Linked DNA regions of Mus musculus: region 1 is linked to region 2. The links are chromatin contacts, found by Hi-C in ENCODE. All regions are on one chromosome and are shown on one strand. Each heading gives the region's core, a stretch centred on a gene start or an enhancer-like site at or near the end of the contact. The rest is flanking DNA. Distances are from core to core; before and after follow the strand shown. Region 1 overlaps Gm31482 (a long non-coding RNA gene). Region 2 holds the start of Rapgef5 (Rap guanine nucleotide exchange factor (GEF) 5).

Region 1 (5,100 bases), core at 2,133-4,632, 33 kb before region 2:
TGCTACCATGCCAGGATGTTGCCTCTCCCTCTGTCATCAGGACAAGGTTGTGAGAAAGAACAAGTAGACATAGCCAGTTTCATTCTTGCCAGAGCCACAGTTCAGCTGGGCATGGCAATTATAAAAGCCATTGTTACCTTTCAAAGAATAAGGAACAGGCTGAAATGAAGAGGGAAATAAAGAAATAGCGGCTGTTTCTTCTGACATTCAGCTCTTTGCTGTCCACAACAGGGGTGTTCAGCATTATGGTTGATGTGCTGGACACTGGCCTGTGATTTGCTTTGGTTTATTTAGAATTAATTTTGTGAATCTCTTGCATGAAAGCACGGAGGGAGGCTCCCACCTATGGTATGATAGGAAGTTTCAAGTCCCTGCTGTTTCTGGAATGTCCATAATATCAAACTAACCCAAGCATGGCTCTCTATTAACATGACTGTCTCTCTGTATATCATGATCACGCCGATGTAAATGTTGTGGCTCCTGTGAACAAGACAGGGAGCCCCCAATTGGTGGAAATCATCTCTAAATACTTTTTATTATTTTCCTTGTTGTTGCTGTGATTTTTGTTTCCCACTATCTCTGTAGGAAAGAATCAGTGTTTTGGTGAGGTCTGCTCAGCCGTGTTCCTTGTTTGCAAGGTATGCGCACATAAGCTCACTAGAGAATATTTCCTAATAGCAAGCATTTTTTAAAAAAAAAAAAGAAGAAGATTGAGCCTGCAGATGTAGACTGACAGACTGAGAAGCACTTCTGAGATGGCCAGCTTTACTCCAGGGATCCCTGCATAAGCCTGAAAAGTGTGAGATAGAATAAGTTCTGTCTCATTTTTTTTTTTATCCCCTTTGATGGATGCTCTATGACATTATGATCCTTTGAACTAATGTCTGGGAGGAAAAAAAATAAAAACATTGAAGGATAAATGAAATGTCAGTTAATTCCGTTATGCTATTTATTGACATGCTGGCTGGACTCAATCTGTCCCCAGAGGACTCTCGGGAGAGCATGTTTGATGGGAAATATAGATTGTGTGGTACTAACAACCCAATAAGAGTAATCACAGGGTCTGGGGTTGGCAGCAGAGTGTGTCAACCTGAGTCAACAGAACTGAATAGATTCTTCAACTCATCTTCTGTTCCCTGCCTGTAATATGAGAAAAGTTTGTGAAAACCAGGCTGAAGAACTTCCCATTCACAGGAGTTTAAGTTTATAACCTCCCTGCCAACCATTCCAGGTCAAGCCTATCATGATAGTGGAAGTAAAAATTGAACTTACATACACTTAAGGAATTTTGCATGATTTACCAAAATACCTTGCCCAATGATTGCAGTCACTAACCAATCAGCATGAATGAAGACACTTTCTTGGTCACTGCTCTCTCCATTCTGTCTCGGTTGGAGGGGATATGCCTGAGTGAAGCTCTCTCATCTGAGCACCATTTATAAGGATTTTGGACTGATAAGGAGTTTCACAGTCCTACCCTAGGATGGAGAGGTGTGAGCAGCAGGTGGCTGAGGTGAGGCAATGACCTTGATTTGCAAGAGGTGTCCACCCAGAAGGCAGTACAGGCTGAGTATTGCAGGGAAGTCACACCTGTCCTAGCTATCACAGAGCTGTGATTCAATTTAGATTAAGGGCTTGAAGTTTTATGTCTTCGTAAACCTAGAACTCAGAGTCCTAGGTTGAGAACTAGATGGCACTGTCTAGGTAATTTAAACTCTTATCACTCCAATGTGTAGGCAGGGCTGGGGATAAGGGTGGGGCAGCACACTCTCTTGGGACCAGAACGGAAATCCAGAATAATAGCTCCTGAGGCTGACAGTAGAAACATCCCTTGGGCACAGGAAGCACATTAAAGTTCTGGGTTCAGTTGTATGCTGGTCTCAAACTCTCTTCCTGTTTCCTAGAAGAACAACGTCATAGACATCTAAAGGAACTCTTCAAGGAAACAAACCAGGTCACTGGTGGGACAGATGCCATCACAGCTCATAAGCAGGGCTTTAGAGACCTGCGTTTGAATGCACGGAGTTCAAGACCTCCTTCCCAAAGCTAAGGTGGCTCCTTTGGTAAAATCTGTGGCATCTAATAGTGATGATACAGGGCTGGCTAACCTAGCATTTCAACACTTTTACACCAGTGGATTTGTTCTCTCATCAAGACCCTGCTTGCCCTGTGCCCTGTGCCCATTGTCGGTGGAGTACTGGATGGCCTGAAAATGGAAATGTTAAGGAAGGCCATGGTGCGTGTGGCTGTGCAGCCCAGTGTTGTACTTCCAGGAGTTCCTCCACTCCTGCTCCCTCTGTCTGGAGTTATCCCACCCCTGCCCCATCCTGCCCCACCCCCAACCTCCCACCCTGCCTCTCCATAGACCCCCATCTTGTCTCCTGCCTATCCTGGAAGCTCTCTGTGGTTACTCAGGTCCCCCTCCCCCCAGCATCACTACCAGTCCCCATAAACTGGCTTTACTTTAGTAATTAGGTGGAATTTCTCAGTCTGACAAACTGTTGTATATCTTCTATCCTCTAGCACTTGTTGAGAACAGAAGCTGGTCTTGTTTGTAGCTGGCTGCATCCCTATTGGCCAAAATCAGTGCCTGTGATAGCTACTGTGGATTGTTAATCTCATGGGATCTAACATCACCCTCGTGCCTCCAGGCTCACCTGTGAGGGATCCTATGTTGATTGTTGTTTATGTGAATTGAGTGAGTGGCACTGTTCTCTGGGTTTGGATCCTGGACTGTACACAGTGAGGAAGGCTAGCCTGAGCACAGGCATTTGTCCACCTTCACTTCCTGACTTAGGATGTGATCAGCTGCCACAAGCTCCCACTGTTTTGATTTCCCTTGATTTTCCAGTGATGCACTGTAAATGTAAACTGGATGGTTGAAATAAAAAAAACCCTTTCTCTTGAATTCCTTTTGCTGGGGTGTTTTATCACAGCAACAGAAAAAGAAACTAAGACATACTAAATCACCATTTTCTGAATAGATGAATATGTTCTTTACAATGAAGTTTGCCGTGCTCCTGGCTAGAATAAAACCATAAATAAGAAATAATGCTTATTTTTTTAGCAGAATATTTGATGCAAGCTACATGCACATTATCTTATATCTTTCCTCTAAATTAGTATTTCAAAAAATAAGTGTTAGTGTTGATTGGGCATAGCACAGACCTCACATGGACTTAACATCAAGAATATTTCTGAGAAGAAAGAAAGCACTGATAAAGTGGGCAGTGCTGTTTGAGGTTGCACTGGCTGGACTAGGGAGGCTTTTCCTCCAGGGTTGTACTGGCGTCCCTGTGCCAGCTTTCCCTAACCTTATGAGCTGTCTTAGGGAGCTGGCTTGGAACCAAGTGTCTTGATGAACTTCCCAAAGTGCTAATGAAGAAGTGATCGACTTGTTCACACCTCCTTCCTGACTTTTAACTCTGCATAACAGGACATGCCTTGTGTTTAGAGAGTCACAGTGTCAGACCCCAGGACGACTGTCATCTGCCACCAAGAAAATGAAGAAAATAGGCCAACTAGACATTCAGTCAAGAACATCTTACTCAGCTGTGCAGAGACATGAAGAGAAATGAGCTTTCTCTCACAGCCTTAACTCAGCACTTCTCTTTCTCCTGCTTTGGATCTGAGGTGAGACTCCATTCTTTCCATTCCACCATCCATCCCTGTTCCAATGAACCCCACATATCCGTCTCAAACAGCTGCCACTACTGACTCAGGAGGATGGCCCACCATGTGACCAGGAAGCCAGCCGGGAGTCTTGTCTCCAAGGAGAAGCAGGAGGAGGGGAACAAGGAGGGCTCTGAGAAACTGTTTAACATTTCAAGCGCTATTATTATTTTTGGCACCATGTTGAGTCCATGTCTCTTTTTTGGCTACTTTTCTAGTACTTTATGTATCTGGAAGGAGAAATTGCAACCGGTTTCAGTAACACTGAGGGAATGTGCAATGCCATTACAGGAGGTATTTAAATGCTATTTAAATGTTATCTTGTATGCTCATAAATAAGCTTAAGCTAAAATGACTCTAAAAATGATCTGTCAGATAATGTGTTTATATATCATAGGCATAAAAGATGGCCTTAAACATTGGTTATCATGAATACAATTATATAACTAAAAAAAATGAAATCCATAACAGTTAGCAGTTGACCCCCAATTAGCAACTTGATGCAAAAAAAACAACAACAAAAAAAAAAACAAAACAAAAAAAAAAAAAAACAAAAAACCCAGATGGGTGCATACGTTTGTGGGTGGTCCCTTCAGTCACATGATTAGTGTCCAGGCCTGAGTTTTTAATTATTTGAATAAACATTTTATTTTGTAAATTTCAAATATACACAAGAGTAGGGATGGGGATGTAAGCCCGAAGTCAAGTACTTGCTTAGCATGTGTCGGAGCCCAGGTTCAATGCCTAGCATGAAAAAAACAAATATATAGAAGAAGGACTCAGTGCACTGATCGTGAAAGATGATGATCTAGGACTGTAGCCACTTGAAAGACAAAAGAATTGTCTATCCTGTTGAGGGTGGTTCTCTCACTGACATTTGGAGCAGTAAAGCAATTCATACATCTATTCTAAGTCAGTAGGTAAAATAAAAATCAGGTCAAGTGTAAAGTATTTATTATTTACCACCGCCCAGTGTGTTCCTGGATATTGGGATAGAAATAGCTAATAATAGTAAGATTAGAATGTTGGAGATTTGTTTGTGTAGAAACAGGGTCTCCTTATAGCCCAAGCTAGTCTCAATTCACTCTGTAGTGGAAGATGAGTTTGAACTTCTGGTCTTCTTGCCTCCAACTTCACCTTCACCTGGGATTACAGGCCTGCATCAACACGTTCAGTTTATAGTGCTGGAGGACCAAGCCCGGGGCATGATACCCCAGGCAAGCACTGTACCAAGCCAGGTGCATCACACCCCATCTAAGAGACGACAATAACACACCATTTTTATAGCAACGGTATCCACAGCGGCTAAAAGTAGAAAATCTACAAGTCCAATGACAGAGGAATGGCTAGACAAAATATGCAACAGCCTACACATATAATGGAACATGATACAGGCTTTTAAAAGAATGGAATTCGGGAACATGCTAT
Region 2 (4,684 bases), core at 524-3,023:
AATCTGTGAATCTGTGAATCTAGGATTACAGTGCAAGCCTGTAATCCTAGCACTTGGAAGACAAAGAAGGGGTGCCAAAAGTTCAACGTGATCCTCGGCTACATACGGTGCTCAGGTCGGCCTGGGCTACAGGAGACTCAAAAAAAAAAAAAAAAACAAAAACAAAAACAAAAACAAAAACAAACAAAAAGCCAAAGGAAAAAAAGCTGCTTGAACATGTGTGAAGACCGAGAATGTCAACTAGGAGACAGAACATATGCGATCTCTTCTGTAGCGGAGTGAAGTCATAGATAATTCAAATGTTACTTCTCAGGGATGATATGACTGGCAGAAGGCCCCACAGATCAGAATGTTAACTAGGAGTGTCCTGGGAACTCCTTGGAACCAAGTACCAACCCCTTAGCTGGCACATTTTAACCTAAAAATCAAGAGACTGATGTTAGAGATACAGATGTAGAGTTTCATTCTTGGATAAATCTGCATCACAGACATTTGGAAACCATAACAGACTATAGAGCTCATTACTGACTCCTTCTCAATAAATGTACATAGGTTAAGGGGACAAAATGTAAGTCTTCTGCAGTAAGCGGACAACACAAATTCTATTTCCCCCGACTTCTTCATTATGACATCACCCTTCTCTAACAGGACATAGCCTCCAGGTCCAAAGGCTCCCTCTGGCCCTATGTGAGCCACCTAAGAGTTTGAAATCACAATTTCAAATCTCCTTGAAGGGCTCTAAGCTTTAAGACATTGTGTAAATTTCTTGGCCTGGCTTAGGTTGCTCTTCCCAGGAGGTTTTAGTATTTACATTCACTTGATAATTAGCAAGAGTTTAGGGACTACCTGATTTCCTCTTAGTATTTATCTACATCAGGCTGAATTTCCCTTTTCTTAAGGGCAAGATCTCCACTCTCCCTACTCGGCCACATTTCCCGTGTGCACTTGGCCAAACATCTGCTGTGTGAGATAGTAACCTTGTCAAGGATCCTTACTTGTCATTTTAAAGGTTTTTCAGATCTTTGGCGGTCATAGGTAAAGAGTGGGTCTCAGCGTCCTAGTGCTGAGGGGTTAAAGGCCTTGTTGAAGATTCACAACCCCTTGGAGTTGAAGGCCTTCCTGGAATGGTTTCCACTGAGCACTCCACAATTCCTACCTCCTGGAATTGTATAAGCAGTGATTCATGCTGCGCTAAGCCTTTACAGTTTACCAAGCACATTCACCAGACACAGAAGGCTTCCAGGGAGGTCAGGTTCCAACATGTCAACAGAGATTCATCTTCGGGCCACCAGACTTGCACCTATTTTACTAAGCACCCATCAAACCCAACTAGTTTTCTCCGCTCCCCCTTTTATGAGGAGCGCGCCTACCGACCACTGAGTGGGCAATGTTGTCCCAAGAAACCAATTCTGAACATTTTCTAGGATACCGACTGTGCTGTGGGGCTAGGCTAAGCGCCGGAGGGAGGAAGACCTCTGAGCCTTCTGGGTCGCAGTCCAGGCCACTCCTGGCTGGAGCAAAGGGACTTTTTAGACTCGGGGGAATGGGTCCGGGAGGAGGTTTTTGGGAATGGCGCACCTATGCAGGCTCAGAGCACTCGCCGCTCCAGGGCCCCTTCCGCGGGCGGTGGGAGTGTCTCAGCCGTCCGGAGGTGAGCGGCGGGGCGGGGCGGGGAGCACCTGGGCGGGGCCGGGGCGGTGCGCGGGGCCGAGGCTCCCAGCCGGGCGCGCGCCAATGGGCAGCGGCTGGCAGCGCGTCCCGCGCCTGAGCCGCAGTCGCGCCCTCTCGCTGCCTGGCGAAGGCGCGGAGGCGAGCGCGGAGGAGAGCAGCCGCGGGCGCCGCCGCAACCGTCAGGGCATCAGGATGGCGGTGGGCTCTGTCAAGATGCAGCCGCCTTGCGAGAGTCCGGCCCTGGCCTCGGCGGCCCCGGCCGATGGCCCTCTGCGCCGCAGCCCGAGCGCCCGGGAGCCGGAGCGCGAGCCGCCCGCCGCGTCTCTGCGGCCGCGCCTCAGGGACCTGCCTGCGCTGCTGCGGAGCGGGCTCACGCTGCGGAGGAAGCGGAGCGCCGCCGGCGCCCGGGTGAGTGGCCCGGGCGCGCACGTGGAGCCCTCGACTGCCCCGCGGGCCCGCCACGCCGTGGCTGGAAGTTGGGGAGGTGGCGGGACTCCGCTGGAGCGGGGCCTGGGACGTCGGGGTTAGGGGGCGCCCCTCGGGCTGCGACGGCCACCCTTCCCCCTAGATGCACCTGAGCGCACCCGGGCGCCGGGGCATCGCAGGAAGAAGGGCTGTTTGCTGCTTTCTGTGGGGAAGCTGCAGGTGTCCGGTGACTGAGTCAACCAGCCCCGTCTCACAGAAAGTCTTAGGCCTCCCGCAGGTCCTGTTTGCAGGTGGCCTGCGACGTGCGTGCTTGTTTTGGAAGACTCAGCAGTGTCTGGGCGTCGGGACTGCCCTGGCAGCCGCCACTGCTGAGGGGGAGACTTAGGAGTTGGAAGAGCTTGGGTGAGCTGCTAGCGCTGGGAGCACTCAGTACTCCGGGACGCCCCCTAGAGCGGGAGAGGGTCGGACCCCCGGGAATCTCAAATATCGACTTTCTGATGGTGTGTTCAGATATGACTTCCTGGTGAAGGAGCATTCCTTGTGTTGTAAGTGCATCTCACGACCTGAGCAGGCCAGACATGTTTTTTATGTTAAAAGGAGGGCCTGCTTGTCATCCTGGTGATCCTCAAGCCACTCAAGAAAGCCCCAGTAAGCTCTCACTGACTTCCTTCCTACTCAGCAGAGCTTGGGAATACCTTGGTACATCCTACTCATACTTTTTTTAAAAATTATTTTTTGATTATTATGTAGTATTTACTGAAAAATCGTAACAATGGTGTGATTTTTTTTTTTTTTGACTAGAAGTCTTAGTTATATGTCATGAAAGGAGACAGTAGTTGGAGACTCACAGCTCCTGTGATGTTATTGGCTTGCGGAAACCTAAGGGCTGAGGAAGCATTTGTTCTGTCGTGGCTTCCTATAGATGGGCAAGGATCTGAATTGCTACAGTTCTTGTTCTCCAGGCTGTGTTTTCCCTTTCCTAGGTATTTTCTTCTTCGGTGCTACCTTAAAGGATTGTTCTTAGGATTCTCTCATGCAATTAGATAATTTTTAAGTCAGCCACCAGGAAAGTTTTAGAATTGCCCACACAGTAATCATGGTTTTTTAATTCACGTTACATTCCGCTCACTGCCCCCCCACTTCCGGTCACCTCCTCCTACAACACTTCGCCCCTCTCCTTCTCTGAGTGGGTGGGCTCCCCTGGTTTTTTTCCCTACCCTGGCACATCAAGACTGCAGAGCTAGGCACGTCCTCTCCCACTGAGGCCAGACAAGGCAGTCCAGCTAGAAGAATATAGCCCACAGACTGGAAACACTTTTTGGGATAACCCCCTCTCCAGTTGTTTGGGACCCATGTGAAGACCAAGTTGCACATCTGTTCCATATGTGTAGGGAGGCCTAGGTCCAGCCTGTGTGTGTTCTCTGGCTGATGGTTCAGTCTCTTGAGAGCCTCAAGGATCCAGGCTAGTTGACTCTCTTGGTCTTCCTGTGGAGTTCCTAACCCCTTCGGGACCTCAGTCCTTTCCCCTACTCTTCCATAAGAATCCCTAACTCCATCCACTCCACACAGTAATCTTGATGTGTGGTGTATAGGATTGCTTACAAAGAAAGGCAGGAAGTGTGTCCTCAAGATAGGGTGGCTAAATAAACACAAGACCCAGAATTATAGACTTTGCAAGAATCTAGGAGAAAGTAGGTCAAATTGTGTTCCTATTATCCTTGACAGTTACTTTTCCACGGCACAGAATGCTGAAGACATGGGCAGCCGGGAAGTCTGTGACAGGAATTGTCCACAGATCCATCTGCAGCATTCATCTACACAGGGACTCTAGTTTCTTGCTGCCTGGGATGATGATGTTTGCCCTGTCAATATGCAGACTGGCCCTAACTTTCAAACTACTCTGTATATGGGCTCTTCAAACAAGCTACTTTACTAATTCTTCTTCAGTCACACTACATTGTATTAGTTCTTTAAGAGCTTAAATGCATGTCTCTCTTAAAAGATTGAGTGTCAAGTTTTTCACTGTTGGGAAACTCCCACTTTTATCAGTTTCTCCCTCCTTCTGCTTCAGGGGAGACTATTTTAGTTTGCTTTCTGTTGCTGTGATAAAACACCATAAACAAAAGCATGGGAAGAAAGGTTTATTTCATCTTATAGCTTACAGTTTATCAACTGTAAAAAAGTGAAACTTGGGGGAGGAACTCAAGACAGGAACCTGGAGTCAGGAACTGAAGCGGAGGCCATGGAGGAGTGTTGCTTACTGGATTGCTCACCATGGCTTCCTCAGCCTGCCCAGGGGTGTCACTATTGAGAGTAGGCAGCATCCACCCACATCAATCAGCAAATCAAGAAAATGCCCTACAGACTTGCCTACAGGCCATCTGATTGAGGTCTTTTCTCAGTTGAGAGTCCCAGATAACTATAGCTTGGTTGTCCTGTTGAAAAACACTAACTAGAGCAACTACTGTTGCGATTTTTGTAACCCTCATTGTCAAAGGGGTAGGAAGGAGTTTGAAAGAAGGGAAACAAAGTAAAATCATGTGCTCTGTGTCATGCAGCTTGAGACACTGTAACACAATACCCTAAA

The links. A loop is a pair of places that touch in the nucleus more often than their neighbours do.
Region 1: a map of left cerebral cortex shows a loop between it and region 2 (4-fold over the local background). The contact joins the enhancer-like site here to the promoter of Rapgef5 in region 2. A Hi-C loop is called at or near these places in 5 of 37 maps with a recorded cell type or tissue (heart and left cerebral cortex).

Annotation. Positions count from the first base shown.
Region 1 is chr12:117,497,595-117,502,694 of GRCm38, forward strand. Gm31482 (a long non-coding RNA gene) reads left to right here. Exons shown (of 3, transcript XR_382010.2): 2 at 3,437-3,633. Among named protein-coding and RNA genes, the nearest start is that of Rapgef5, 34 kb to the right of the region's middle. Within about 2 kb of position 3,383, at least 1 of the 3 ENCODE cell types and tissues checked has a DNase peak (open chromatin) inside an H3K27ac peak, as active enhancers do; it is left cerebral cortex, where a contact is called at or near this core.
Region 2 is chr12:117,532,155-117,536,838 of GRCm38, forward strand. It overlaps Rapgef5 (Rap guanine nucleotide exchange factor (GEF) 5), which reads left to right and starts at 1,774. Exons shown (of 26, transcript NM_001373989.1): 1 at 1,774-2,079. The coding sequence starts at 1,864.